Regions from separate parts of the Homo sapiens genome. Here region 1 is linked to region 2. A link is a loop called in an ENCODE intact Hi-C map of the cell type or tissue named here. Cell type or tissue: CD4-positive, alpha-beta T cell. All regions are shown on one strand. Each heading gives the region's core, and the rest is flanking DNA. Links, peaks and the distances in the headings are about the cores only.

The links. Hi-C counts contacts between places; a loop is a spot of excess contacts. Peaks named below come from ENCODE experiments on the same cell type or tissue, not always from the same donor. Only the 100,000 strongest peaks of a DNase experiment are listed, where the experiment ranks them.
Region 1: a loop joins it to region 2, with 5 times the contacts of the local background. A loop is called at or near these places in 3 of 110 quality-filtered maps.

The regions. Positions count from the first base shown.
Region 1 is chr6:168,893,028-168,896,545 of GRCh38, reverse strand. No RefSeq gene overlaps it. Among named protein-coding and RNA genes, the nearest start is that of LINC01615, 270 kb to the left of the region's middle. In CD4-positive, alpha-beta T cell, for the core only: a CTCF peak has its summit at 1,347 (motif pointing left); a DNase peak (open chromatin) is centred at 1,305; H3K4me3 peaks cover 401 bases.
Region 2 is chr6:169,749,743-169,753,260 of GRCh38, reverse strand. DYNLT2 (dynein light chain Tctex-type 2) reads left to right here and starts at 1,689. Exons shown (of 4, transcript NM_174910.3): 1 at 1,689-1,922. The coding sequence starts at 1,803. It overlaps ERMARD (ER membrane associated RNA degradation), which reads right to left and starts at 1,639. Exons shown (of 18, transcript NM_018341.3): 1 at 1,598-1,639. The coding sequence starts at 1,603. In CD4-positive, alpha-beta T cell, for the core only: no CTCF peak of the experiment used is centred there; a DNase peak (open chromatin) is centred at 1,630; H3K4me3 peaks cover 1,940 bases; H3K27ac peaks cover 1,888 bases.

The DNA of each region.
Region 1 (3,518 bases), core at 304-2,803, 860 kb after region 2:
TCCCGGCAGGAGACAGGAAGGTCAGTGGAGCAGTGATGGGAAACACCAGGCAATGCGGGGCTCAGGGCCAGTGCAGCTTCCTCTCTAAATGGAATGTGAACATGAGGGATGGGGCGCAAAGCTGATTGGAGAGAAAACCCTGGGGAATGTGTGAAAACACCTGGGTCCTGGCTGTAGAGGAGAGGTTCTAACGCAAGCTGAAGATGGCCTGTTCCTCTGAGAGTCTGAAGGTGGGAGTGGAGGGAAGGGTGCTGTCCTGACGTTGGAAAGTGTAAAAAGAGAGGGTGATGGAGGTGTCCGGTTCCTGCCTTCTTCTCAGGGCAAGAATCAAGTTCCGTGAGTACACAGGAGAAGGAACAAAGTGATTTCTTGTAGTTCTGAATACACACTCGCAGAGGACACAGCACGGCACTGTGGTCGGCCCCTCAGACACTCATTTAGGGAGTAAAGGGATGGGGGAGAAAAAGGGAAAAGGGAGGGTGGGATGGGGAGAGAAAAGAAAGAAGGAAGAGAAGAAAGCAGGAAGGGAGGGAAGGAAGCAGGAAAAAGAGACAGGCCTAGAATTCCAGAGTTTCAGGGAACGGAGAGGGCATCTAATCAAAACTTCATCCTCATTCATCTGAGACGCAGACCTGCACAAGAGACCGCCGAGTCCTGCCACACCGCTGCCGGCAGCAGACCCCAGCACACGTGTGGATGAGCAGAAAGGTGATGGTGGTGACCTCACAACACATTTCTGTTTCTGCTGGTCAGTGCCAGTTATGGAAAAGGCAGAAATCGAAAGGGAAGAATTGTGGACTTTGGACTCCGGCAGATGTAAGGCAGGCCCTAGACAAAGGCCAGCCTGTTTCCTTCTTAGTTGATGGCTTATTTATCCGGGACACACACACACACACACAGATATGCACACACAAGAAAACATGCAAGCGATGCACGTGCACACACATGCACACACATGCATGCACACACATACACACACATATGGATACATACACAGACGCACACACATGCATGCACACATACACAGATGCATACATACATACACACGTATGGATGCACACATACATGCACACACACACAATGTGCACACACATTTTCACTCGTGGAGACAGTGAGTGTCATAACATTCTTTTTGGATGTTAAATACATTTTTGAAAACGTGCACAAAGGGGGTTTTCACAGGGCTTATTACCCTTTTTAAAGTTCATAAGCTGCTGAGATCTGATAATGAAGCCACACACCCCGGAGGCAGACAAACAGGAAGGGAAATAACCGGAAGGGCAACTTTTCACTTCAGGGGACGACGACCAGGCACCGAAAGGCAGGTTTCAAGTGCCCCCTCGTGGCCAAGCCTGGACACTGTGCCAGGACAGAAAAGCAGGCAGCGCTGTTTACAGAATGGGGCAAACGTGGTTTAATTTGTTGTGTTATTAAAATTCATTAGATTGAACCGTCTGGTCTTTAAATGATGAATATTATTTTCTTTAACAAATGCTAAGATTTTAATAAGACCCCATAAGAATAAATAAGGAGAAATAACACAACACTTCACAATATGTAGGTGAATAATTTGCCCAACATGGCAGAATTTTGATTCCAACTTACTCATCTAACCTCATATTTTGCACTGGTAAGTTATTCTGTTTAAATTGAGTTCAAAAGCCTAGTGAGTAAAAGTGACCACATGGTAGTCACAAAGATGAAAACCTATCATATTATGAAATCAAGACAAAATGTTATTAGCTGGTTAAGGGGGATGCAGAGAAAAGAACTAAAATAAAATAGTCTTAGAAGTGAAGACAAGGGTTTCTCCTCAAAAATTTTAGGATCTCAGGACAAATCATGAACATCATAAACCAAAATACTTTGTATTCAAAAGCAATTGTACTTGACAAGAATAATGTCATAAGAAAATAAAAGGAAAAAGGCAAATTTTAGGAAATTGAGGGAAAATGAGAGAAAATGGGGAAAATATTATATATATATATATATATCCAAACACAGAAAACAGAAATATGGATACTTAAGTTTAGACAGGCCAAAGAAAATAGGAGAAAGCCGTTTTAAAAATATTATTGTAGGCCGTGCGCGGTGGCTCACACCTGTAATTCCAGCACTTTGGGAGGCCGAGGCAGGCGAATCGCCTGAGGTCAGGAGCTCAAGACCAGCCTGGACAACATGGTGAAACCCCATCTCTACTAAAAATACAAAAATTAGCTGGGCATGGTGGCAGGTGCCTGTAATCCCAGCTACTCAGGAGGCTGAGGCAGGAGAATGGCTTGAGCTGGGGAGGCGGAGGTTGCAGTGAGCTGAGATTACACCACTGCACTCCAGCCTGGGCAACTGAGCGTGACTCTGTCTCAAAAAAATAAAAATAAAAATAATTATCATAAGAAAGCCAGTTAGAGGCTCAATGCAGCCATATCGCCCACGCCCAGGTCCACGGGTCGCAGATGGAAGAATGAAAAACACACAGTCTACACTCAAGAAGACAGTGCCTGTCCACACACGGCCCAGGAAGCAGAGGTGTCAGAGCTATGAGTCAGGTCCTGCACTTGGAAGGGCTTTGTCTCACATGCCCTTCACACAGGGAGGATGGGGTACGGGATAAAGGGACCGGCTCAGCATCGGAGAAGCCCTGGCCCCACCACTGGCTCAGCATCAGAGGAGCCCTGGCTTTGATGTGTGATGGCTTTTGCTCTGTGACTTTGTCAAAATGACCCCATCTCTGAGAAGGTCTCCAACACACACAAGGCAACCGCAGATGAGCAGGTTCTCGGAAATGAGACTAAAACATAAGATCAATGACCAAGTAAGCCAGTGTGACTTGCTGGGAGAAGTGAGTTCGAGTCCTTAAAGGGAAATGGAGCAAGTGTAATTGCTTAGAATTCTTTTAGGGGAGAAGGAGCAGTGCCAATAACTAAATGCACAAAAGGAAAGTGGATAGAACCTTCCGGACACAGAGGAGGAGAGTTCGCAGCAGAATGTGGGATTTGAATTGTAAACAGCTGTCACTCCCAGGCATTAATGCACTAAAAATCATGAAAAAGGGTATAGCTATAAAACATAAAAAGATAAAAAGTAATTTAGAAACATAAGACAACTATTATAGACATGCATAAAATTAGAACAATTAGAAGACAGGATAAACATGGACTAAAGCCTAAAACATCAGAATCAGAGTTGCCTTTAAGAGTGTGAAAACATAAACGTGAAGAGCTTACCTGTATTTCCTTGATAGTAAACTCACGAATGCACGAAAGGAATAAAGTCACAGGCAACTGGCTCATGTTTTAACATTGAAGGAAATTATGAGTTGGGATGTACATTCCCTGCTGGAGCTCAGCGCCTTCGAGAGAGCTGCACCTTCCTCCGGAGAAACTTTTGGCATTAAGCTCAAATATCAAATGATAACAACAGTGAAGAGTCATGGCTTATATTACCAAGTGCCAGGAGCTGATACATTTGTCCCGACATAGTTATTAATTCAATTAATCTTCACAAAACTCCTATTGCAC
Region 2 (3,518 bases), core at 445-2,944:
GAAAAGCTCTCTCTATCCTCCCCCTCTTCCGCCCAAAGACAGGATATAAATTCTTTACTGGGGATAACTTTAGACTTACCAGACCAGTTAAGGTACCAGGGGAATCTGCAAACAATTCTTACTCCATTAGTTTCCGAATATGTATCTACCTTCCCAATTTCCTGCCCTTTGAAGCCTAAAACTGCTCTCCTGTGTCCTGTCACTTCTCTGCAAATCTACAGTTCTTTGTTGAAGATGGTATACAAATGTAGTTCTAAGCCACCATTTCAAGTTACTTCTCATTAAGGTTTATCCCTTGTGATGTGTACTCTGTCCAAGAATAAACTTTTTTCTTGTTATCCTTTCATTTGTTAAAGGGGTCACTCCGAACTAAGATGGGCAGAGGTAAAGTTTAGCCTTCCCTGCCATGTAAAAAGTAGCAAACCGTACTGGTTTTCCATGGAGAATTAAATACAATCGAAATCCTCACAATTACCCCACATGACACTAAGACCATCGTATAAACCTGCAAAGAAGTCAAATTCAGGATCTAAAGCGGAACCGAAGCTCTTTATTTTGGTGTGTTGAGTTAAGGGGGGGCTGTGTTGTGACAGTCATAATTAGCTCTGGGCAGCTTCCTAATGTGGAAACTGCTATCAGTTGCCCTGTTTGCTCCTCCTGCACCCAGAAGTTGCACTTTCCACTCTCAGCCCTGGTTTTCGAACAATCCCAGCAGGCCCTAACAATTAAGTCATCACTAAAGAAATCTACATCAACTATTTGTTGATTGGCGATTGTCACTCGCATCCTCCATGTGGCTCTATGGGGCTGGAACTCTGCAGACTACACTGGGCCGGTGCTTTGGAGCTGGACTTAAATTTGAATCATTCCTCAGCCTCTGACTACCTCTTGCCTTGGAAAAGTTACTTTATCGGAATCTCAGTTCTAAGTGAAATAAAACGGTGCCAGGCTGCACCTGGTAGGGCTACAGTAATCAGATAACACATGAAAAGCATCTAGCACATAGTACTCAAAAATGGTAGTTATCGTTATCATCATTTTGGAGACGGGGTCTCGCCGTCGCCCAGACAGGGGTGCAGTGGCGCGATCTCGGCTCACTGCAGCCTCCACCTCCTGGGCTAAAGCGATCCTTCCACCTCAGCCTACGGAGTAGATGGGACCACAGGCCCCACCACGCCCGGCGATGAACACAAATTTACTGTCCGAGTGTGGACCCTACAGGCAGCGACTAGGAAACTGCGCTTCTAGGAACGAGCCACGGTCAGGTGAGAGCCCGACCTGCGGCTTTCCGCCCCCGCGCCACCGCGCACAGCCCTCCCTGACCGTCCGCCGCGTTCCAGCTCAGGGCCAGGAGGCGACGGAGAAACCGAGCCTGGCCCAGGGAGGCCGGCAGGGCCCGCCAGGCGTCTTGCAGGGCCGAGCGTCCGATACCGCCACAGAGGCCAGGGCCGCGACGTCGCCAGCGCCCTCCAGCGCGGGACCGCCGGCCACCGCAGGCGCGTGCTCGCTCGCCCACTCCGCGTAGCCGAGCACCACCCAGCCTGGCGCCGACTCCCTGCCTAGCTCGGGATCGAACCGGGCCCTACACCCGCCCTACCTCCATAACTTCCGGTGCCCCGCTGCGGCGCGCGTGAATGACGCAGGCGCCTGCGCGCCCCTCCTCCAGGCGCTTTGGAGCCCTGGCGGGCACTTCCTACCGTACGAGGCGCAGGTGGGAGACTTCCGCCCTCGCGGGACTGGCTAGGGCGTTTGACCGCCGGCGGTGAAGGGGAGGCGGTGGGCGTCTTGGAGAACAGAGCGAGATGGAGAAGCGAGGCCGAGGCGTGAAGTCGAGCCCCATCCAGACCCCGAACCAGACCCCTCAGCAGGCTCCGGTGACGCCTAGGAAAGAAAGGAGGCCTAGCATGTTCGAGAAGGAGGCAGTGAGTGCGGAGACTGCTAGGGGCCCGAGACGGCTATGTCCGACCGTTTAAGTGAAATCGCTCCCCAGTGGGCCCCGCTCCCGTCACCACCCCCAGAGCCAAGGAGGCAGCATCTCCCTTTTGTGTTTCTTTTTTCCCCAGATGCGAAATTGAAGCCTGAGACTGAGTTGGGCAGTCCCCTTTGGACTTGAGTGCTAAAGTTTTCTTGTTTTTTAATTAGGGCCATAGAACCCTACATAAGTCGATTGGAAGGGTGGTTACAAGATCTTCTTTTCAAATTTACTCAGCTTGCGGATTTCCTGAGAGTACTCTGAGTATTATTGCTTTGTACTAAAACACAGTATGTTAGTGTATTTAGTGCCATTATAAGCAGTTTTGCTAGCGAAAAATGAGTGTGTTGTATTAAAAAAATAATTTGATAAACCAGGCAGAATAGTGCCATGTTTTGGGTTTTTAAAACATCAGCAGTCTGGATATTTGAAGAATGTACAGGAGAAAAAAACTTAAGTTGAAAATACCCTGTCCAAAACTTACTGATATTGATGGAAAGGGTCATTATTCAGTTTTATTGGTGGTATAACAGGTATTTCTATATGATTAGGCTTTGAAAACCGTTAATGTATTAAAGACTCTATATTTTATTGATACTTTAACAGAAAATTAGTTTGCCCAAGGATACAAAGCTGTAATGATAGAGCTGGGACCAGAACCTGTATGCTAGTACTCGGTCCAATTGGCCTATACTGGTTTCTCTTCGTACTTACTTCGTGGACCTATAATAGGATGAAGATAGAGATGACAGGCAAAACAATTTTTTGAAGACCCTAAAACATTTTAAGATTACTCTTAAAAAGAGAATTCTCAAAATAATGGCGAAATTTCAGGTTCTTGTTTCCCTGGTGTCTACATTTTACAGAGGAAAGAACGAACTAAATAAAGGAGGAAAAGCAAACAGGCCAAGTTTACACAGCTAAGAAAAAGAGCAGAGCAGGGCTAGAAACCTAAATCAGTTGGACTTAAAACTTCACACTCCCAAACACTATGCTGTATTTCTTGGCAATGAGTCTGAGTAACAGGTCACCAACAGTAAAGAAAAATTTCTATATATTGAGGCAGACAAGGGTGGCTTTTATAAACTTACTGCCTATCTGAGGTCTGAAGTGGTCTTTAAAATTCAATGAGCCTGAACTCAAAATGAGGAGACACATAGGTGCACCTGGTATATAGGTTAAAATCTGGGAGTGAGGGGACATGGACCAAAGTAATTATTAGTATTTGATATGGATGTGATCAATTATAGCTATCTTTAAAGTTGATTCTTTTAGAGGTGAGAAATTTGAATAGAACAATAATTGGGAAGAAATTGAGAAAGGACTCTACAAATGCTCACTAAATGTACCTGAGGAAACTGTTCACTTAGTTATTTCTAATTTAAGGTAGCTGTTAATTTCCCTATTTTGGAGCATAGGAAAATTTAAGACATACTGTTTCATCAATATGACCATCTCTTGATTTTATCTGTCTTGCCTCCATTTCTTTTTTTCTAGTGGTAGCACCTCAGTTAACTTTTAGAGAATTAACTCATCTGCAATTGTA